3 separate regions of the Homo sapiens genome follow, and regions 1 and 3 are each linked to region 2. The links are chromatin loops, found by intact Hi-C in ENCODE. Cell type or tissue: OCI-LY7. All regions are shown on one strand.

Region 1 (8,000 bases), 56 kb before region 2:
CCAAAGCCAGTTTTCCCCTTCTATTAAATGAACCTTTAACTGAGCTCTGAAATTGTGAGGAAGGACATACTTTGATGCCCATTATTCTGTTCAATAGCCATATTCAGAAGAGAAGTTTAATTCAAACTCCAGCCCATCAAAGCATTTTGCAGGGTTTTCAAAGCAGTTATTGTAATAGAGAGTAATTAAATATTACTGTTTTCAACTGCTTATTTATAATGTACGAAGACATTATAATGACCCCAAAGTTGGTTTGCCTTTAGAAAAATAAGGATACAAAATGCTGTGTAGAAAAGAATATGCTATCTTAAGTCTAGAGAGCTGGGTTCTAGTCCCATTTCTGCTTGTGACTTAGTCTGTGGCCTTAGGAAAAGGCTTTTCTTATCGTTGAGTCTCATTTTCCTGCCTTTAATGACAAAGAAATTACAAACCTTATATCTGTAAGGCACTTAATAATTTGTCCCCTCTTCTTAAACTTGTACAAGTGAAGTTACAACATTCTATCAAGTTCAGAACATGTAGACTGTAAAATTTTACACCTACAGAACATGTAGGTGTAAAATAGAGTCACCCATAAATCTATTACCCAGATACAGGTGCAATCTATCATGATCATATTTATGTATTCCTTTCAAGTCTTTAGCTATTAGCATAAATTACCCATCATGCTGTGTATCTCTTGACATCATACATTAAGCATTTTCCATATCACTGCATATTCTTGAATGATTACAATTTTAATAACTTTAATATTTCATTGAGTGATTGTGCCATATCTTAATTGTTTCATTATTTGAAAATTTTGCGATGATTAACATTTATGCATAAATGTAGCTTACTTCTTCAATAATCTTATATATGATGTCTGAGGGTTGAGACACACGGGTCAGAGGTTAATTTTTTTTTTTTTTTTTTGAGGCAGAGTCTCACCCTGTCGCCCATGCTGGAGTGCAGTGGCATGATCTCAGCTCACTGCAACCTCCGCCTCCTGGGTTCAAGCAATTTTCTTGTGCCAGCCTCCCGAGTAGCTGGGATTACAGGTGTGCGCCACCACACCCGGCTAATTTTTGTATTTTTATTAGAGACAGGGTTTCATCATGTTGATAAGGCTGGTCTTGAACTCCTGATCTGGTAATTCACCTGCCTTGGCCTCCCAAAGTGCTGGGATTACAGGCATGAGCCACCCTGCCCGGCCCAGAGGTGAATATTTTTATGGTTATTTCTATCTATTGATGACTTGTTTTGTGAAAGGGATTTTTTTTTTTTTTAGCTTTAGTAGGAATGTGTGAGTGAGTCAGCATCTCCCCTATCATGCTAGTATTAAATATGTTGTTTTTTTGGTATTAGCATTTCTCTGGTTATTTGTAAATTTAGATATGTTTCCACATGCCTCATTTCCAGTTATTTTTTTTTATTGCCTTTGAAGATGAGTACTTTCCAATCTTTAGGATCCCATTCACAGCAAATCAAAGAGGAAACATTTTAGTGAGAATTGTGCAATTGTGCATGTCTTATAAAAGGTTCTAGAACATTTTTTACTCACATGAAGGACTGTTTGAATAAGTTGAGACATGCCTTATTCCTAAATGGAAACATAGAGGTTGTTAAGTAGTTGTTTTCCCTACATTTCGTGCAATCACAGTTAGTACAACTCTCAGGTCAATTATTCTTGAATTTTAACCAAAAAATTCTAAATTGTCTTGACAATAAACAGGCAAAATAGGTAAAAGAAATCTGCAAAATAAGTGTAATGAGCAACTGGGACCATCCTAGCCAGATGCTGAGGTGCATTTATAAGGCAACTCTGATTGAAGGAGGAGGTGGTGCTGGAATAGATGGGAGGTCAAAGCAGTAACAGAACCCACCCAGACATAAGGCAACTGCACGTGGAATTAATTGGCAATAAAAGAACCACCTTGCTACATTCCGAAAAGGAAGGATTATTCTCATGGCATTGGGATAATTGGTCAGCGTTAATGAAAAACTTACATCATGAGTATGTTTCACAATAAACCCTGATATAAATTAGTGGTCATGTTAAAAAATAAAACTTGCAAAAGTCTTCAGGCAAAGAAGAAATTTGTTATATCTGTAGTAACTGAAAGCAGTAACTTTTAAGTTTACACCTGAGGTCCTCAAACTTTTTCTGTAAAGGGCCAAGTAGTAAATATTTTAGGCTTTGTAGGCCAGATGGTCTCTGTCACAGGTCCTCAACTCTTTGTGCTGCAAAAGCATCAATAGACAATATGTAATATGTCTCATATATAAACAAATAGAGAATATGTAGGTTTATAGGAAGAGTCATAATATTGTGAATGTTAATTTCCTGACAAATCGTGTCCCATGGTGAATTTTATGAATCTTTCATTTTTTTGGCAAACTGTTTGAAAAAGCATTTCATGGCTATTTTAATTTATATTTCCCTGATTATTATTTAAGTTGTGTGTGTGTATGTATGTGTGTGCGTATGTGTGTGTGTGTGTTTGGTATATTTGTGTGCCACTGATGTCTCTTTTTATGTGAATTATAGGTAGAGTTAATTTATCTCACTTATTTCACCTCTCTGTCACCTGATGTCCCAATACCCTGGAGAGCTTTGTGATATCTACACCCCAGTACAGACTAATAGGTCACTGGTTTGCTTCAGAACTAGAACTTCTCCTGTGCCTTTGTGCCCAAGGGCCTGGGACTTGACTTTTGGCTCAGTTCTACTTGTCTGCTAACCTGACCGCTTGACAGTGGATTGAGGATGGAGGGCACTGAGCAGTTTTGGCTGTGCTTGACCTCCTGCTTAGTTTCCCTCCATGGTCTCTTAGAAATCTGAGACTGGGCGTGGTGGCTCACGTCTGTAATCCCAGCACTTTGGGAGGCCAAGGTGGGTGGATCACCTGAGGTCAGGAGTTCGAGACCAGCCTGGCCAATGTGGCGAAACGCCATCTGTACTAAAAATACTAAAGTTAGCCAGGTGTGGTGGCAGGAGCCTATAATCCTGGCTACTCAGGAGGCTGAGGCAGGAGAATCACTTGAACCCGGGAGGCAGAGGTTGCAGTGAGCCAAGATTGTGCCACTGTACTCTAGTCTGGGCAACAGAGTGGGACTCCGTCTCAAAAAAAAAAAAAAAAAAATGGGACTCCGTCTCAAAAAAAAAAAGAAAAGAAAAAAAGAAAGAAATCTGGGTGAGTTGTTGCCTGAATCTTGTCTGAACCTGCCTATCCCCTCTGGGTCCTGAAATCTAACTGTGGGTGAGATCTGCCTTTGCATTTCTGTTCATCCAGGTGAGCAAACCTGGAGTTTGGCCTCACTCTGTCCAATTGTGTTCCTTCCAAGAGATAAAACTGAGAAAGTGGTAAAGTCACTTGCATAAGCCACTTTCAGATCCATAGAGGACCCACAGCATGAGATTCTGACTGTTATTATTACAGAGGTAGAAGCGTCATTTTCTTGGAGCTGTGTCTCCGTGTCTTTGGTGTGCCACAGTCACAGGCCTGCTCCTGCCCCTCCCTGCAATCTTTCCATTGTTGTGTGTGGTACAGGAACTGAGACAATTATGACAGAGCCGAGCTGGTTTCTCTTCTCTTTTGGACATCATTGTTTGTCACAATTCTGATCACCATTTCTTCCTCTAGATCACAAAATTGTAAAATCACTGCTATATTTACATTTTCTTTTGCTGCCTGGGCTTTAAAAAGTACTATTTATAGCTTTCCTTTGAAATTCCTTTATTAATAGTCTTCCTTCACATGTATATCACTCTGCTATTTACAAAATGCTCTTACGTTTAGTATTTCACTTGATCAGCATAAACACCCATGGGATAAGCTAGGCAGGATTGTTGTCTCCATTTTACAGGTGAGGAAATTAAGGCTCAGTGAGGCCTGGAAGGCCCTGGCCTGCAGCCACTGCTGGACCGGGTGCCAGAACTGGGTTTAGACGTCTTACTAGATCTCTCTTGCTGTTTTTCTTTCCGTCTACAAAAACTCCTTCTCATTTATGAGTTTCAAAGATTTTCTTGTCTGACACATAAGGAAATTAGTGGCTTTTCTTGAGAGATCTAAGCATTACTGCATTTGCCTAATATTTCTTTTACTATACCTATTGGTCTGAGTACTTTAAGAGAAACCAGTGTCTGTAAATAATCTTCCTTCTTGTCAGACATGGAGGCAGAAATTTTCCAAGAAGAGAGAGACCCTGAAGACACTGTTTGTTCTCTGCTGTTCTTAACAAGTACTGCAACCACAATTTTGGATTTTTCTCCTCGAGGCTTTCTAGTTGTAGGCTGCCACAGAATACTTCGGGGTCACAGATTCCTATTCCCTTTTAAACTGTATCGGGCATGTGTGTTATGTGACCTTTGTGTTCTGACCTTCAGATTTAGGGAACTGAAGATTTAGGAAGTCTTGTTAGGACTTAAATCCAAGTAAATTCCCTCATGAGTACAAAGACTCATCTGTGGAGGTGTGGAATGTTGGAGAGAAAGGGACTTTCATTCATCTAGCCCCCTGGGTTAGAAAACAGGGCTGGTGAGTGATAGAGCTGAGGCTAGCGTGCGGAGATCAGACTAGATTCGGCTTTCTGCTGGCTTCCTCCATATCACTCAGTACTTCTGGAGTTGTAGCATGCCTCTTCCCCCTGGACTGGGAGCTTTGAGAGGGACGGCACTGGGTGTGCTCTGTGCACGGCTCTTCTAGAGGTGATCCAAGTGCTTTGCATAGGCACTCAGGATTTATTTGCTTGATGAATTTGAACCTGTCTGTTGTTGATAAAATATCATTATTGCCCATAAGGATCTTGAGGGAGTTTGTAAGGATCTTGAGGGAGTTTCAGTCAGGATTCACTATAGGAAACAAACCACTTTAGATATTTTAAGTGGAAGGTACTTAATACAGGGTGTTTCACAGAAGTAATTAGATGGACTGCATGGAGCAGAATCGAGGCTGTCTCCAGAAATGAATCACAAAACTGCACAAAATTATTCCATTTTCTACAATCAAGCAAGACAAAAATGGTGAAGCCACCATGGGAATTACTGAGTTCAGTGATACATCACAAAACTTGTGAAACAGAGATCAAAAGCCATAGTCAGAATGATGGTAGCTGGACACTGAGACATGAGTCCAGCTACTTACTCTTTTTGTCACGGCTGCTTTTTGACAGCCACCAAGCTGAAGACTCAATATGAGAACACAGATGCTGAAAAACCCCATGTCTGTGTCACCATTCTTCTAACAGAAAACAGGGCAAACAGCAGAAACATGTCTTCCATCTTACTTTTGCCTTTCAAATATCAAGCCAATTACATATATTTTGGCAGAATTTCTTTTGCAATCAAACCTTACCTGCAAGACAGCCTGTGCAATATGGGAAGTTTGAGTGTCGATCTACCATATCCACCACATTAAGGGTGATGGTTTTCATATTTCGGGCATGTCTTCCATAAGGCTTTGTGTGTAGTAGATATTAAGTTGGAACCAGAGTAACAATTACGTTCTATTACATCTCTACTTGTCAGTGTAGTTAATTATATAACAGAATGGACTGCAACAGTTTTACTTTAGGGAATCCCTAAGGGGGAATTCCTATTTATCAGAAAAATGCTGTAAGGAGGGAAGACCCTGAGGTGGGAGAGTATTCTAAACTGTTTTGGTTTCAAACATCTTGGAAAGTACTACATGGAGACATGCGATATTATAACATATCAGTGCTTACCATGTCTGGGGGGAGTTCTGTCTTAAAAAAGCTTGCCTACCTTCTATGCTGTTGCTCCCTCGCTGCACTGTTTTGACCCCACTTTCCTCCTCACCAGCCAAATACAAGTTTTGCAATGAGAATTAATGTAAAATGGTTTCTTTATAACAAACTAAATAGGCTTATTCTTAAAAGGAAACATAGAGGTTGTTAAACCGTTGTTTTCCCTACATTTCATGCAATCACAGTACAACTCACAGGTCAGTTATTCTTGAATTTTAACCAAAAATTTCTAAATTGTCTTGACAATAAACAGGCAAAATAGGTAAAAGAAATTTCCAAAACAAGCAGAATGAGCAACTGGGACCATCCTGGCCAGATACTGAGGTGCATTTATAAGGCAACCTTGATTGAAAAAGGAGGTGGTCCTGGAATAGATGGGAGGCCACTGCAGTAACAAAACCCACCCAGACACAAGGCAACTGCACGTGGAATTAATAGGCCATAAAAGAACCACCTTGAAACATTCCGAAATGTTGAGCCTTCACTGAATTCTTCTGACTTTTCCCTCAACTCTGTGTAACCCCAATTTAGAAATGTGAAATAGTTGTTAGTAATCCCTTCCACCTTTACATTGTACCCTAGTGAGTGCATTTGGATGTATTTTAGACACATTTTTTTTTTTCCTGCTCCAAATTAAGAATCAGGCAACATATTGTCCTTCTAGTACTTGTAACCAAGTATATATTATAAAATCACTGATAATCTCGTATGTGTGGGGTCAGGTGTTAAAGATATAATTGAAGTAAACACTCTTGATTTATTTTTATTTTTATTTTAAGAAAAAGTGACATTTTTGCTTCAGGAGAAAGAGGCTGAGTGAATAGGTTAGTTGATAATAGTTTCTGCTAGGTTTCTGCTATATCTTGCTTTTCTCCCGAAGATTCATTTTAGTACCTTCTTTCCTTCTTAAGAGCACATGCTCCTAAAGCAGGGAAGCCCCCAAAGCCTCCTCTACTTCCCGTTGCTAATTGCTGTGGCCTCTTATCCACGCCAGTAATGAACCAAAAGTATGGGAGGGCTTTAGCCATATGGAACTTCTGGGAGAGGACTTGACTGTATTCAGGATTCACTTGGACTAAACGACCAAAACCTCATTAACACAGTGTTTTCAGTAGGTGATTATATGAGTTATCGTCAAAACTGGGACACTTTTGCAAAGGGGCACTGTTAATAATTACACCAGAACAGCAGGTATAAATTGGAGATGTATGGTCATCCTAATTATACAGAGCCTTCAAGAACAGTGTTTGAAATGTGAATTAAAACGATTCGAAACCAGAGCTTAAGTCTTAGTATTTTCATGGGTTTAAGTTTACCTTCTCTTTTATATAACAATCACTTGCTGAGATCTGATGATGGGATATACTGTGTATTAGGTCCTAGGAATATATAGATAAAGTAGATACCAATTTTGTTTTTTTCTTCACTCACAGTATTGTAATATTTTAGACCAGTGGGTTTCCAGTCTGGCTTATAGCATACTGGAGATACTAGGGCAATAATGCATTTTATGCTTCCCCCAAATTAAAGTATGTTTTGCCAAAGTGTGATGATTTAAATGCCCCTGTAATGGTTTTATTAATTTTTCTATTTATACTTGGGGTTTTGTTTATGATTTGGCATGAAGAAACCATTTATTTTGCTAAGGAAAAGTTTGAAAGCTACTGGTTTGAGACTTAAAAATTTATCTTTAATATTTGGTTATAAAGTCGTAAGGCTACTTTTTAAAGAGGGGAAGAACTAGACTGATTAAAGCTGAAACACATAAAGATGTAAACTGAGTGGGAAACAAATAAATTACCTGAAATATATAAAGGTCTGCTATGTATTAGAGGTTTTGTGATTCTAGAGGGCACAGGTAGGACCAATAGGTGGTACTTATGGGAATACAGGCTTCAGCTGCAGAAAACTTTCTAGCAGTCATAACTTTTCTGCCATGGAAGGGGCTGTCTTGTAAGGTAATGAGTTCCTTGTCATTGGACATGTACAAATGAACTCACAGATGGTGGGTAAGCTTCATCTTGAGCTCCACATTAGATAAAATGTCTTCATTAACAATTTCACACTTCAAGGATGTTAAACTTCTGTATTGGTGAATGTTGGGTCCTTTGCTACTTCTTTAAAAATATCTAAAGTGTGTGTGTGTGTGTGTGTGTGTGTGTGTGTATGTATTTGTGTTTTATTTCCCCAGAACATTAGCTGAGTATATTTTTCATGTATTTTATTTTATATTTTTACACAGTGGTCAATAA
Region 2 (8,000 bases):
AGATTGGTGGCCCGGGCAGCAACATATTTTCTATAATCTGTAGCATGAAGCCAACTGAGGTGTGACCGTGGTATTTCCTGAAGTGGCTTTCTTTTGCTTTTCTGTTTTGATTATTATGTGGCTGTGGATTTAGTTCACACCATCACTGTGAAGAATTTTCGAAACTTAAGAATCAAGCTCTGTTTATACATTTTCAACGTAAGCCCTTAATTACAGTCACTCCTCGGGCCCAGTGATTTTACAGTTACATGTCAGATTGAGGGGTTTCGTCTTGAGAATGTCAGCTGGCTCTGTGAAGAAGAAGAAGAGCAGATACGTGAGTTACCCAGAGGAGTGCTGATTGAGTCCAGGAGTCTTTCTGTTTAAGAGCACGTTGAAAGAGTTTGTGTGTCTATTTGTAAAACCATTTTGGAGATGATAAAAAGCATTCTGAGACACACAAATTTTTTTTCTGTTTTCAAAGGCAAGACAGAGACATGTGGACAGGTTGATGAAGGGATCATTGTGATCTTTTCTCTCAGAACTTGATTTTCATTACTTGAACTTTGTCTTCTATGCTTTTATTACCAACACCTGTACACAAAGGTACACATAATACTTGCAAAAAAGAGAAGAAACTGTTTTCAGACTGGGGCTCTATTAAGTGTTCATTGACCACAATCTACAACAACAAAAATGACAATTCCTGCTTGCCATTGAAAATAATGCAATTGAAAAGAAAGGGCGGAAGCAAGTTCTTGGCTGCATAGCTTCAGTCTGATGCCATATTCTAGAGTGAAAAGGTATTGGCTTGGTTTTGAGGCCTGCCTTCATCACGTGAAGGCTCTGTGGCCTGGCAGGGTTATCTTACGCTATTGAACCTCAGTTTCTCCATTTATCCAATAGAGATGGAAAGTATTGGCCTGCATTTATTTCTCCTTCAAATGACATATTGTATAGAAGCGTATCGTAAGTTGTAGGTACTTAACAAACATGAAGGACTGTTATGATCTCACTTTCTGGGCTAAGGAGAAAATGGTGGGATGAGTTTCATGTCCTTTTCTTTGTGGTTTTGACTCCAGCAGCTTCCAAACGACTTTTGCTGATGTTTCCTAATTAGCAATGCTGAATCTCGTGTTGTATCAATCCTCCCCATTCCTTAAGATGGAAACAAGTGTTCCAGTTATAGCTATACCATGTGCCTGACAGGAAAGAATTGGGTTGCCATCAGAACCTTAATTTATCAATCTCAGTGGCTTAAAATTTTGAATTTGCAGCTTAATATTATTCATTAACAAAGTATTTTTCATCCCTTAGCTTTCCTCCAGGGAACAAAAGGAAATGGTACACACTAGCTCTTCTAACAGGCTCTCATTCAATAAAGGATGGTGTGCCCTTAATTTTGTTAGCATGTGTATAAAGAATGTACTTTTAGTGGACATGCTTCACTTTGCAAATATAGTGCATAATTTTCAAATACATCTTTGACTCTTCCTCAAACCTGCTCAGAAGCTGTGTTTTTCCTCTCTTCATTAAAATGTTCCAACCTGGAAATTTTCTCTTTACAATTCAGATATTTTTCACTTCTTGGGAAGGGAATAACTAAATAATTTCAATACTTTAAACTACAAGGATGATGTATTTTTGTTCTACACAGCATTGATATGGTGGAGCTGTATTCTTTTTCTAATAATACAAATAATATAGGGCTGTAAGGGTTTGTATCATTGCATGTATATGTTAAGAGGATAAGAGGTATGTATAAAAGTAAATTTTGAGAAATTATAAGTATAAACCAAAAAGTCTTATACCTTTAGCAATGCCTTTAAATCTTGAACTTGAAAGAAAAAGTTATGCCCGACTCGTTGATTGCATATTAAATAGGAAAATACATTTGTTATACTTGAACTAGATTGTTCTTAGGATTTTGTGAAAGAAAATATATAAGCATGAATTTATTATAGAAAATAAAAATGACCCTAGAAGAAAACCTAGGCAATACCATTTAGGACATAGGCATGGGCAAAGACTTCATGACTAAAACACCAAAAGCAATGCCAACAAAAGCCAAAATTGACAAATGGGATCTAATTAAACTAAAGAGCTTCTACACAGCAAAAGAAACTATCATCAGAGTGAACAGGCAGCCTACAGAATGGGAGAAAATTTTTGCAATCTGTCCATCTGAGAAAGGGCTAATATCCAGAATCTACAAAGAACTTAAACAAATGTACAAGAAAAAAACAAACAACTCCATCAAAAAGTGGGCAAAGGATATGAACAGGCACTTCTCAGAAGAAGACATTTATGTGGCCAACCAAAATATGGAAAAAAAACCTCACTATCACTGGTCATTAGAGCAATGCAAATCAAAACCACAATGAGATACCATCTCACGCCAGTTAAAGTGGTGATCATTAAAATGTCAGGAAACAACAGATGCTGGAGAGGATGTGGAGAAATAAGAATGCTTTTACACTGTTGGTGGGAGTGTAAATTAGTTCAACCATTGTAGAAGACAGTCTGGTCATTCCTCAAGGATCTACAACCAGAAATACCATTTGACCCAACAATCCCATTACTGGATGTATACCCAAACGATTATAAATCATTCCACTATAAAGACACATGCACACACATATGTTTATTGTGGCACTGTTCACAATAGCAAAGAATTGGAACCAACCCAAATGCCCATCAATGGTAGACTGGATAAAGAAAATGTGGCACATATGCACCATGGAATACTATGCAGCCATAAAAAAGGATGAGTTCATGTCCTTTGCAGGGACATGGATGAAGCTGGAAACCATCATTCTCAGCAAACTGACACAGGAACAGAAAACCAAACACCGTATGTTCTCACTCATAATTGGGAGTTGAAGAATGAGAACACATGGACACAGGGAGGGTAACATCACACACCGGGGCCTGTTGGGCAGTGGGAGACTAGGGAGGGATAGCATTAGGAGAAATACCTAATGTAGATGACAGGTTGACGGATGCAGCAAACCACCGTGGCATATGTATACCTATGTAACAAACCTGCACGTTCTGCACATGTATCCCAGAACTTAAAGTATAATTTAAAAAAAAAAAGTAAAAAAGACATTGATTCATTCATTCATTTATTCAGGCAATGTTTGGAACTCATGATGTGCCAGGCACTGTTTTAGGACCAGGAATAAGCAATGACCAAAGTATTTGCTCTCCTGATAGATTATAAACAAATAAATATATAATAGCTCAAGCTGTGAAAGTCACAGGCACACAGAGACACACACATCTCCAACATATGCAGCAAGGTAATGAGATAAAGAATTCCTGGCCATTTTTTGTGATACAGGATAGATGTAATGGTTTCCTATCAGTTTTATCATTTTTAAGGTCTCTCTTCTTAGAATAAATTATTTTATTTGTTTCTTCCGTATGCCATTTAACAGGGAGGGGAAGTTTTCTGCCAGTTTTGCACCCACTGTTTTTCTTTTTCAGTAAGAGCCTTCTCATAGTCTGCTTGAAGGCAGCGGTCTTGCCACATGTGTTCTATGCATAATAATTTCAGGAGAGTCTTGTCCACAATGCTTGGTTGATTACGGCTTGTGGGACACCACTTAAATGACTAGAAACAGCTCTCTTTAATAAACACACTGGTGTTGTCCATCATTTTAAGTGAGCATGAGAGCCCAGCTTCATTTTGCCACTCCAATCTCACACGGCCTAGAAGAACTAGTGAAAGTAGCAGGTGGTGTTTGACTTTCAGTTTTTCTGAAATGTGTCTCTTTCTGCCACTCTCCAGACGCCGTGCCAGTCAGGCCCTCAAGGTCAAAACATCATGAAATTGACCATAGATTATCTCAGCCTTTTCTTTTTAAAAGTGTCATTGTAACCTGTTGGTTACTGTGTATGTCATTTAACTTCTCTGTCTTTAGTTTCTGAAGTAACTGGTTTTACATTGCCATCAAAAGGCTTCTGTGGGTTTTTATTTTTCTTTGTTTTTATTTGTTTGTAAACAATCTCCTTTTCTAAACTCATTTCCCCAAATTTCCTTAATTTTTCACGGACTGATGAAAATGTTTTGCTGCTTCCAGAGCTTGTCAGCTTCTCTTTGTGGCATTGCTTTCATTGTTGTTCTCCAAGTTCCCACTCAGCTCCTGCTTTCTTCAAAAAACCCTTTGGTTTCTAACATCTATGTTTTCAACATGGCAATGGAGTGAGTTGCCCAGGGAATGATTGGACCGTGATTGTTTTCATGGCTTTCTTTTGCCTTTTCTCCATGTCCTTTTTAGCTCTAAGCCTCATTTGTAAGCTTTCTAGAAATGTGGATTCTATTATAGAACTTCTGTTTTTCTCATTTTTGTAGTTGCTTTCTCAAGAGCAGGTGCTGGTGACCACAGGACGAGTGAGAGACGAGATGGTGTCTCTCCTTTAGCAGTTGGCTTAATTAAGGAGGTTTTTTGAAGTGTATGGGCTTCAAAAAGTCTGACATGTGATTTGTGGCCTGTGTGGTCTAACTCTGATTCCTTTGGATACAGAACCTTAGAAAGCCTTGAGAAAAACCTCAGAGATCATCTATGCAATCAATTCTGGCTTTACCTGGAGGGAGTTTTATAAAACACAAATGCCAGGGCTTCAACTTGAGAGACTCTGATTTCATTGTTTTGCAGTGGGTCTGCACATCAGTAGTTTATAGAAATTTCCCACATGATTTTGTGAAACCAGGGTTGAGAATCACTTGATTTTACAGGGCATATATAAGGTCCAAAGCAAAAGTGACTCTTGGCTGGGCGTGGTGGCTCACGCCTGTAATCCCAGCACTTTGGGAGGCCGAGGTGGGAGGATCATGAGGTCAGGAGATCGAGACCAGCCTGCCCAACATGGTGAAACCCCGTCTCTACTAAAAATACAAAAATTAGTCAGGCATGGTGGCAGGTGCCTGTAATCCCAACTACTCAAGAAGCTGAGGCAGGAGAATTACTTGAATCCAGGAGGCAGAGGTTGCAGTGAGCAGAGATTACACCATAGCAGTCCAGCCTGGGCGACAGAGTGAGACTGCCTCAAAAAAAAAAAAAAAAAAAAAAAATTAACCTGTCATGGTGGCATGTAATCCCAGCTACTCCAGAGGCTGATGCAGGAGAATCACTTAAAACCCGGGAAGTGGAGGTTGCAGTGAGCCGAGATCGCGCCATTGCACTCCAGCCTGGGCGACACAGCAAGACTCCATCTTAGAAGAAAAAAAAAAGGTGACTCTCCGGGATTCTATAGCAGTATGGCCATAGAGTAGGGACAAGAACATATGCCTCCTCATTTACCATCAGTGCTATTTCTATTTTGTTTACTACCATTTACTCTCATTTGATTGTGTCAAATTATCTACTGTTGTACTGGGGGGCCAGAGTGGATTCCCAAGCCTCAACCACATAGAAGAGTAGATTGGAGGTTGTTTTCAAACTATTCAACATTATCAGTGGGTTGAATTTGTAAGCTATCAACTCAAAATATAAAGATAATTTTTATAACAGGGTCTATATTGGATTGTAAAAAGAGGGTCATAGGATTTGGATCTTTAGGGCTCTGTAATTCAAAATTTGGGATGTTCATTAGGACTATTTGTGTTATGTTGTAAAACAATTGTACTTGTTGGCAGACGTCTTGGGTTCAAGTTATGATTTTGCATTTAGGAGGTTTGGGAACGTGGACAAACTCCCTTTTGAGTTTTCCTTCACCCCGTCTTTGTAATGGAGATAATATTCTCATTTCCCTGGGTTTTTAGGAAGGTTACCTGAGATGACTCGTGCAAAAGCTAACACATAATAGATAATAATATCTATCTATATTGAGATATCTATATTTAGATAAAGATATCTATATTTAGATAAAGATATCTATATTTAGATATCTATATTTAGATAAAGATCTATATTTAGATATCTTTATCTAAATATCTATCTAAATAAATGTTAATTTATTCTGAAGTGTGGTAAGTTTATCTAACATTTACTGTAGCAACCAAGGTGGGGCTAAATATGGGGACCAATCAGAAAGACGATCTCTGTCAGTTTTGCCTAGGACGTTCAGTGGGACTTGGGTAGGAGACTGTGGACTAATCTCACCTCTGGAAATTTGTGTGGCCTGTGCTATAACTGAGAGGAACCAAGTAAGCCTGTGTATATGGCAAATGGTAGTCCTCTCCCAAACAACATTTGTAAAGAAAATGCATTTTGCACTATTTCTTAGTGTGTCTGAGGCTTTTTATGTTCATAAAAATCTTAGTGAGTTGTTGAAACGTGCTTTTCTGAAAAACCTTGGAATTTACCTGGTTTAGAATTAGAATCAGAAATGTGTCTTTTTAAACTGTATTCTACCTTCTTAAATCTTTTGCCTTCTGCAGCAACATGGAGCAACTCTGATACTTTTTTCTACTTGAGGGCCTTTCGTAGTCAGAGATTATACTAAGATAGCAAAAAATAGAAAGTGACACACTAGTCAAGGTTGGTTTATTGTGTGGTAGGAAATCCAAAAGACGTTGGAAGCAACAACAATAGCTCTGAGGTCCTTGGAACCAGGAGTTTTGAAACTTTTACTTTACTGCACGTCTGTTGACATGATTCCATGAATATTTCTGCTCTTTCTCCCTTATGTATACCAGATCCACTGGGCTGAGTTAAATATAAGACCCCAAGCATGGTCAATTCTTATTAATAGTCCTTGAAGAGGCTCTCTCTTGTTTTTGATTGACTTTCTTTTTCTTTCTTTTCTTTTCCTCATCCTTTCTCCTTCTTCCATTCTCCCTTCCACCTCACAGAAGCCTAACGGGCTTGGAATAGCACTTATAAATGCATGAATTTTTAGAAATATATACTATTGTTTTCATTTCCACAATAATCATGCCTAACATTTATCAGCCACTTCCCATATGCTAGGCTCTCTTTCAAGTCCTTTAAATGTAATAACTATAATAATCTCACAACAAACTCCATGAGACAGGGACTGTTATCTAGTGTGTTTTATAGATTAGAAAACTGAGACACAAAGAAAGTAACTTTCTAAGCTCACATACCTGGTGAGTCAGTAGCTGAGGCAAGATTTAAAATCAGGCAATCTGACTGTACATCTCACTCTTCGCTACTTTGTCCTTGTGCCTTTAGATCATGGTTCTGTGCTATCGATCTGATCTTATTTCTTACTCTTTTTACTACTGTTGTTGCTCAGCATAGTCTTCCCCCCTCAAAAATAAGTAACATTTATATTGCTATTATTATTATTATTATTTTGAGACAGAGTCTCGTTCTGTCACCCAGGCTGGAGTGCAGTGGCACAATCTCAGCTCACTGCAACCTCTGCCTCCCAGGTTCAAGCAATTCTTCTGCCTCAGCCTCCTGAGTAGCTGGGATTACAGGCGTGCACCACCACGCCTGGCTAATTTTTGTATTTTTAGTAGAGACAGGGTTTTACCATGTTGGTCAGGCTGGTCTTCAGCTCCTGACCTCGTGATCCGCCCACCTCGGACTCCCAAAATGCTGGGATTACAGGTGTGAGCCACCACGCCCAACCTGTATTATGAATTATAATACATAGATAACGTGTAAATATTTAATGTCACATATTATTCGTGTGAGTTAGATTTGTAAATTTGATTAGCGCTGAGACATTGGTATTAGTTTTTTCTACAGATGAGAAAACAATTACATACTTTTACAAATGATACAAATATGTGTGAAATATATTTAATCACATACATGAATAATGCTCAGTGAGCAGGCATAGAATTGTCAGGACCTTTGCAGTATCTCCAATATATACCCTGCCCATAGATTAGGAACTATTGCTGTACTATTGCTCATCAGTTTAAATAATTATGTTAATTCACATTTATCTATATGATCAGCATAATCTTTCAAAAATCGATTTACAGGCCTGGTGCGGTGGCTCACGCCTGTAATCCTAGCACTTTGGGAGGCCGAGGCAGGTGGATCATCTGAGGTCATGAGTTCGAGACCAGCCTGACCAACATGGTGAAACTC
Region 3 (8,000 bases), 310 kb after region 2:
AGAGCAAAACTCTGTCTCAAAGTAATAATAATAATAAGACGAAGAAGTAACAAAGCCAAACTGGAAAGTTTCTGTTAAATGAATGTTCTAGATAATACCAACGTATAAAGCAATCATTTTATACCAGCTATGGTCAAACAGGGACCAGAGCCTTGACTTTTTTTTGCCTCAACACAGCTCTGCAGAACCCACTCAGTACCCCATGTCCTACTGCCATTCCTTTGGTTTCCAGAACATTGAGATGTACAAATCCAAAACACCACAGTGTTTCAGAGAGAAATGGCATGACTCTACTGGTTGCAATTGTAATGGAGTTCACCTTGTTCTGGAGTCATACAGAAGCCATGTTGTAGACTTAGTGTCCCACGCAATACTCCTAATTACAATGAAAATCTACTGTTAGGTAGAAGGAGAAATTCCTCACAATCAGGCAACAGCGCCTACTAGTGGGAAGAAACTGATACTTGAGGTAGGGCACCTGGGAGATAGCTCTGTGCATCTTGAGAGAGTGCTACACTGAGAGCCCAAAGGCTCTCAGGTCTCATCTCTCCTGACAGCTTGCTATGACATCTTAATCAATGAATTGCCTCTCTCTTACCCTTTGTTATAGAGTCTGTAAATGAAGAGTTTGGAATGGCTACTTTCTAAATTTTCTACACGTCCTATGACCCTTGAAATCCTCTTAACAATGTATTATGGATACTTTGCTACTAAACGGTAAAACAGAATCCCGAGTAAGATGAATTGGCTTCCTAAGGAAGTAGTGTCAGGGGAGAATAGCACCATCTTTGGGGCCAGTTCCATTTATGCAGGTAATATGGTATGGTCCAGCTCAAAGATCACTGGACTGGGCTGAGTTGCAACTCTGCTACCTACTTCTCAAGTCATGTACAAGGTCATTCCTATGTTAACTCATGTGTTGGGAAGATGATAATTGTCTCATTTAGCTTTTAGTTATTATAAGATTCATATGAGAATATAGAAATTATGAAGTTTTATGTGAATCTGCAAATTTATTTTCAGTCTTTATATATCACAATTTTAATTTAGGCTAATTATAATTTTTATTTTCCCCTTTTTGTTCTATATTCTAAATTCGTATCTCCCATGGAGGCAGGTACTGTATGGACAAAATCTTTTATTAGTCACATATTGTTTTCATCCATTTTGTGCTGCTATAGCAGAATAACTGAGACTGGGTAATTTATAAAGAATGAAAATTTATTTTATCACGGTTCTAGAGGCTGGTAAGTCCAAGATCAAGGCACCAGCAGGCTTGGTTTTCTGGTGAGGGCTACTCTCTGTTTCCAGGATGGTGCTTTGTGCTACCTCCTCACATGGCAGACAGTGGAAGAGCAAGCCAGCAGAATGCCGCATGAAGCCTCTTTCACAAAGGGCTTTATCCCATTCATGACAGAGAAGCCCGTATGGCCTGATCAACACTTTTTAATAAAATCACAATATCTACTGCTGAATTTTGGAGGGAACCAATTCAAATCATAGCACACATCTTTTCTAAAATGGAAAGGGTAATATGATCATTGGAGAAATACTCATTCCTTTGCATATTGGTTTACTATCCAAGCCAGGTGTGGTGGTTCACACTTGTAATTCCAGCACTTTGGGAGGCCGAGATGGGTGGATCACCTGATGTCAGGAGTTTGAGACTAGCCTGGCCAACATGGTGAAACCCCATCTCTACTACAAATATCAAAAAATTAGCCAGCCATGGTGGCACACACCTGTAATCCCAGCTACTCAGGAGGCTGGGGCCAGAGAATTGCTTGAACCTGGGAGGCAGAGGTTGCAGTGAGCCAAGATCGCACCACTGCACTCCAACCTGGGCAACCGAGTGAGACTCCATCTCAAAAAATAAAAAAAAAAGTTTACTATCCAGAGAATCTTGTCCAGGTTAACACTCTTTTTTGTCTGCTTTCTTCTTTTGTGAAACAAGAAGGTAAGAGGGACACTGGAGAAAACCTAATGTTCTTTACAAAATGAGTCATAGTTCTCCATCTGCAAACTGTGGCTCCCATTTATGTCTTGGTGTCAATATGACTATTACATGTTATGTACATGGATTCCACCTCATTTGCAACATAGTCTTCTGCCTGAGCTCTGTTTGTTGGATCTGATCTAACTTTACATGGTCTTAAGTCACACATTGAACTCTTAAGTTCTGTAGGCCTCTAAGCCTTTTTAAGTTTTAGTATTTTCATCGTTAAAATGAGAGTGATTATAACCCTTGCTTTGCTGCCTCCAAATATTATTGAGGGATCAAATGCATTGATAAATAAGATAAAGCACTAGACAAATATAAGGGATGCTTGATGACTTCACAGAGGGAAGATTATTCTGTTGCTGGCTGCTGAAATACAGTAGCTTTAGAAAAACCCCTTTGGGTTCCCTTATTATCAGGTTTGGTCTCAAATAACCAGAATAAATTTGGAGATTTCCTACCACAAAAGCTAAAAGTACCTGGGCAGATTTACCCTTTGAGTGGACCTAAGGGAAATGCAGATTCCCACGGGAGAGATCACGGAGCAGATTCAAACCATAAGGCAAAAATAATTGTTGCAATAGCGGTTCTAACTGTACTAGTAAATATTGATTTTTCTGTTAGCAGATCAATCATGAAATGAATTCTAAATATAGAAGACTGGTTAAAAAATTAAGACGGAGAATGTGAAAATGTCCATGTGTAAAAATTAACTTAAAGAGAAATCTTGCTTTGGCCAAAAGAAATACTACTGTTTCTGTCAGGAATGTTCTGTGATTTAATCAAGTTTCCTGCCTGGCCAGATAATTTTAGGAATTGTGGACTTTTAAAGTAGTAAGTCAGTTTAGAAAACTGGTTAAGTGGACAGATGTAAAGTCAGACTGCCTAAGCCCCAATTCCAGCTTCAATATTTAACTCTGTGGTTGTGGGCAAGGCACATAATCTCTTTATGCTGCCTTTTCATCAACTGTTATGGAGATAATGATAGAACCTACATCATAGAGTTGTTGGGGTGACTACATGAGATAATACAATTAAATACTTAACACCTGGTCCATAAAAAGCGCTGAATAAATATTGACTATTATCATCACCCCGGGGTCTACAAATTTTTGTAGGATTAGGATTAGGATTGAAATTTCTACCGAAAAATTCCATCAGTAAAATATTGATAAATATAAATCTTAACCAACTGCCTCAGAGACATAGGGACCTCTATTTTCCACTCATTGACTGTCATCTTTAGAGAACAGTCCAAAGCATGTGCCTTTCTGTTCTAGTTGTTATGAGCTCTTTATTTTGAAGTTGAACTATATACTTCCTATAGTTTAAAGGAGAAAGAAGTAGGTCTCATGCTGGACACCTTCTAGATGTTACCTCCTCCGAATTTCATAGCCAAGTATTTAAGGCAGTTATGATCATCTCCCTCTTAGAGAAGCCTAGAAAAGGTTACTGCAGTGCTTGACAGCAAATAGAAACTCACCAAGTGCATTTGTTGAGGGATTGACAGAATGGCTGGATAAGTGACTCAACTAAGACCACTTATCTAGTGAGTGCGTCTACTCAGCTGCTTGTTTTGAAGACAAGGAAATTCGGGCTCAGAAAATTTAGGAAACTTGTCTAGGCTGCCAATAGCTAGTAACAAAGGCAAGAATTGCATATCTGATTTTCTTTACACCATGTTACATCTAACTGTTCAAAAGATAACCATGTATTATACTCGAAAATGCAAAACAGGGTTGTTTTTTGTTTTGTTTGTTGTGGTGGTGGTGATGGTATTTTTGTTTTGTTTTTGCTACTTTTCCTGAGAGTGGAAGTTGTTATCAAAAAGTTACTGTCATGACTACTATGTGTATAGATGCTATTAGTTTCATCAAGGTTGGGAATAGGGTATATGTTGCCCAACTTTCTGCCCCTCTCCGCCTCATATTAAAGTTCCAGTTTCCTAGAATATATCTCCTGGGAGATTTGGCACTAGCCATCACTGCATTCCAATACCCCGGGACAAACTACTCTTGGTGGAACACAGAAGCATACAGTCCTTGTTACAGCAGTGGTTCTCAAACTCACATTCCTGATGGAAAGCTAGAGTTGAAGGGTCAACACCCAAGAGCTGCAGTGGAGGACCATCACCTGTCCTGATTCGCCACCTGTGGTAGATCATGACTTTCACTAAGATCCCCTGAGGCTTGTGGGGATGGAGAAGTGATGCTGGACTGGCCCTTCCTCTTTCCCTGCAGGTGTTAATGGGTTCTGCTCCTAAACAATACTGATATAGGTCAGAGTTATGATTGAATTGTATACATAGAAACATGTGCTGATTGAGAAAATGGGCTTTACAAGTCAGACCTGGTTCCAGTCTCAGCCACACTACATTCTGCCTTTGAGACTTTGGCCAGGTGATGGAACATCAGGTTTCTTATCTAAAAAGGAGAATAATTGGTTGGTAGGACTAAATGAAAAAATGTATGTGAAATGCTTAGGACAGTGCTGAGCACAGATAAAAATGCACAATAATTTTCTATTTTTTGTTAGTTTCCTTCACAATACATATATTTACATCAGCGAAACATGCTTGCTTTTGCAACCTTCTGTGGGACTCCCCCTCCTAATTTACCACCTCACCTGAAGGTCTAAGCTAAGCAAATCTCTGTCTATAAATGAATCACATCGTGGTTAGACTTTATAACAACTTCCCCTTGCCAGGAGATCACTCAGCCTTCACTTCATCTCATCTGGTTTGCTGCCCAGGCCTTTATCCACTCATTCCTGAACTCCTCTCCCTGACAACCTTGGGGTTTTGGCTTGTTGTGTGCGTGTGTGTGTGTGTGTGTGTGTGTGTGTGTGTGTGTTTTGTTTTTTGTTTTTTTTTACTTTACCTTAATTTCTCTTTTTGGACTAAGATGTTAAAATGTTTCTTAATGTGACTGTCTCCGAAACTGTTTTGTGTCTACCACTCATCCTAGTGGCAGTCATTGATCCTTTTCTTGTTGCGAGTGTTTGAGTGTGGGTGTGTGTGAGTGTGTATATGTATTTGTAGAGGGAAAAACAAGAGAGAGGGAAACAGACATTGGAGCCACCTTTCCCCCACTAGCCACGTACCTGTTGAACCTTCAAGCCTCTCTATAGAATCAGATATACACAAGCACAGTGACAGAACTACATGTGTCCTACAGTCCAGCTTTTAAGATATGATAAAAACTCTTGTATTCACAGAGCTAAATGGCAATAACCATAGGAGATTGCATATTGCTACATTATGTAAAGACAGAGTCCCAAGAAAATAGTGAGAACTCAGTTTGATGTATGATGTGATATGTGATATCTTACTTTACATGGCTAACAGTTGACATTCTTTGTGGATTCTATATTGTCTAAGGCTACAGAAGAGCCATATGATAAATTCATCGGCAACCCAAAAGAAGCCTGTTCTATCGCAGTGCTTCCAATTAATATAAGTAAACCACTTTCTCTGGCTCAATGCTACCAAAATATTTTATGAGAAAATTTAGCTGATTCTGCTCATGTATATTTTCAATGGATGGAAAGCCATTGCAAACTTTTCAAACTAAAATATAAAGATAGCATTAGGGAGAATACTCTCTCTGGTGAAAAACAACATGTATTATGATGCGTTAGGAATTTCTTTTTTTCAGCCAACTCGTGGTTGAGCAGTCTGTCCCCAAACTGTTTTGCATGCGGACGAAACCTGTTTGGGCGATACTTGTCAGCTTTTCTTCTGACAAGCAGGACAGAAATAGGCACCCCCAGAACACTGAGTTTGACTTGACTCAACATAGAATCACCTGGAGAGTTTTAAAAGTTTCTCTCCTGTAATATCCCACCTCCAGACCAATGAAATCAGAATCTTTGGAGTTGGGAACCAGGGATCAATATTTTTTTTTTTAAGTTTCCCAGATGATTGCAATATACAGGCAAGATTGAGAGTCACTGTCCTAGAGTATAAGCAGTTTAAGAAACAAGTTGTCTATTATTACATGCATCAATACTACAGAGTCCATGAAATAAAAGCTTTGGTGATAAGAAAATGCCACCATCCTAGAGCCTTCAGTTAACATCATATGGGCCTGTCATATAAAGAATGCAAACTCATTCTGTTATCTTTTTGGGCCTTCAGTGGAAGATAATTTTTAAATCAGCTTAATGGAAACTGTGCTTCAGGAAAATAACTTCAGTAGCCATATGTAGGATAAACTGGAGCAGGTTTTGTTTCTAGGAATATGTTGCCATCATTTCACTACCCTTATATAATCTTATTGATTCAACTTTTAGAACCAAGACTTTTTGCAGAATATATCGAAGAATGTGCTTAATGGGAATGCTGATATATCATACAATTGGCATATAGAGCTTCAGTTCATTATCATATTTAAAGGTACAATATTAATTTTGCTTGTGCTTAAAATGTCTATTATAATTCAAGTAGCAAGGAAGACATAAAGAAAAATGTGACCTGGCTTTACATCTGCACATATTTAATACTTTACATTTGATGGTGAATAATGGGAAAGTTTGGGAGTATGTCATGCTCAGTCACCATGCATCAACTCCCAAAATGGCTGTGGACAGCTTTGGTCCTGCCTCAAAACAAGCACTGCTTGCAAAAGAGGGTCTGTGGCTTATTTTTATCAGTTGTGTGGTGATCACAGGAAAAACATTTTAAATAAAAAGTTTATTTTGCCATCATGAAAGAAACAAATTCATATTACCAAAAGAGAAAATAAATATGACAACCCAGCCTGGTGCAGTGGTTCATGACTATAATCCCGGCACCTCAGGAGGCCAAGGTTGGAGGGTTGCATGATCCCAGGAGCTTGAGACCAGCCTGGGAAGCACAGCAAGACCCTATCTGTACAGGAAAATATTAAAAATTAGCTGGGCTTGGTGGCGTGTGCCTATAGTCCCAGCTACTGGTGGCAAGGGCTGAGGGAGGAGGATCACTTGAGCCCAGGAGTTCAAGGGTGTAGTGAACCATGATCGCACTACTGCCCTCCAGCCTGGGCAACAGAGTGAGATCCTGTCACAAAAAAAAAAAAAAAAAAAAAAAAAAAAAAAAAAAAAAAAAAAAAAAAAAAAAAAACAAAGAAAAGAAAACCCATATCACGCTATGCCACTTCTCTTGTTCAACCTGTAGATTTCCCTGGAATGCCACTATTCACCCATGCCATCCCCAAAAATGACTTGTTAAAATTCTAACTCTTCAGATTAGCTCCATTATTAAGACTTCTGTAAAGTCTTTCTGTTGGTAAGAGGAGGTAAATCAGAGATATCAGAACAATCAGGAAGCCATTGCAATAGCCTTTGAAAGGAAGGGTGATTAGGTAGTAGGCATGTGGTGGAAAGCAGGCATTTCTGACACATTGCTGAGGTTGCTATAGATGGGAGAGCAGAGGTGAAGGATAAGAAGAATTGTTGGCTGAATCTAGAGTCAGTACAAAGCAATATATAAAATAAGTAATAATATATAAACACCATTTTTGGTTTTGTTTGGAAATCTTAATTCACTGACAAAGTTCCCCATCGGCTGCCGGCCCTCTGTCATCGGATCTTTTGATTGACTGACTGCTCAGCATTGGCAGCAAGCTCTTCACACCAGCCCTGGGTCTGAGCTAATCAGCTGTGTTTCCTTCATGCTCTGATGCCTTGAAGTTTGGTACTATTCTCCTGGTTTCTCTTGTTTAAAAGTGCTGAGATACTTGTCTAAAAGATGGGCCTTAAGATTGTGGTGTGCTTTTAATAATGTGTGGGGTAAGTGCCTCTAGAGGCAAGCATACACTATGCTTGAGTAACTTTCTCTCCATTCTGAATCTCTCCCTAAAGGACACAGTTTGTAAATGTTTGTTCATGTGAAAAGGGAAGATTCAGGTACCTTTTCTGTCCTACTGATGTGTGGGGCTATTTTTATGTTTTGTTCTTCACTTTTTTCTGTACTTGTGATTTAAAGGTGCCAGACTGGTTACCCTCAAGGCTAGTGTCCCCA

Evidence for each region. Peaks named below come from ENCODE experiments on the same cell type or tissue, not always from the same donor. Only the 100,000 strongest peaks of a DNase experiment are listed, where the experiment ranks them.
Region 1: it touches region 2 in a loop (3-fold over the local background); 5 of 110 quality-filtered maps call a loop at or near these places.
Region 3: it touches region 2 in a loop (8-fold over the local background); 2 of 110 quality-filtered maps call a loop at or near these places.

What each region holds. Positions count from the first base shown.
Region 1 is chr3:188,386,670-188,394,669 of GRCh38, forward strand. All of the region lies in intron 3 of LPP (LIM domain containing preferred translocation partner in lipoma), which reads left to right. Among named protein-coding and RNA genes, the nearest start is that of LPP-AS1, 180 kb to the right of the region's middle. In OCI-LY7, no CTCF peak of the experiment used is centred here; DNase peaks (open chromatin) are centred at 3,522 and 4,232; H3K4me3 peaks cover 1,469 bases; H3K27ac peaks cover 2,437 bases.
Region 2 is chr3:188,442,573-188,450,572 of GRCh38, forward strand. All of the region lies in intron 4 of LPP (LIM domain containing preferred translocation partner in lipoma), which reads left to right. Among named protein-coding and RNA genes, the nearest start is that of LPP-AS1, 120 kb to the right of the region's middle. In OCI-LY7, no CTCF peak of the experiment used is centred here; DNase peaks (open chromatin) are centred at 49, 3,689 and 4,379; H3K4me3 peaks cover 2,637 bases; H3K27ac peaks cover 2,801 bases.
Region 3 is chr3:188,748,766-188,756,765 of GRCh38, forward strand. The region is part of intron 8 of LPP (LIM domain containing preferred translocation partner in lipoma); the gene reads left to right. Among named protein-coding and RNA genes, the nearest start is that of MIR28, 64 kb to the left of the region's middle. In OCI-LY7, CTCF peaks have their summits at 416 and 627; DNase peaks (open chromatin) are centred at 456, 4,206, 4,666, 7,686 and 1 weaker place; H3K4me3 peaks cover 3,485 bases; H3K27ac peaks cover 4,952 bases.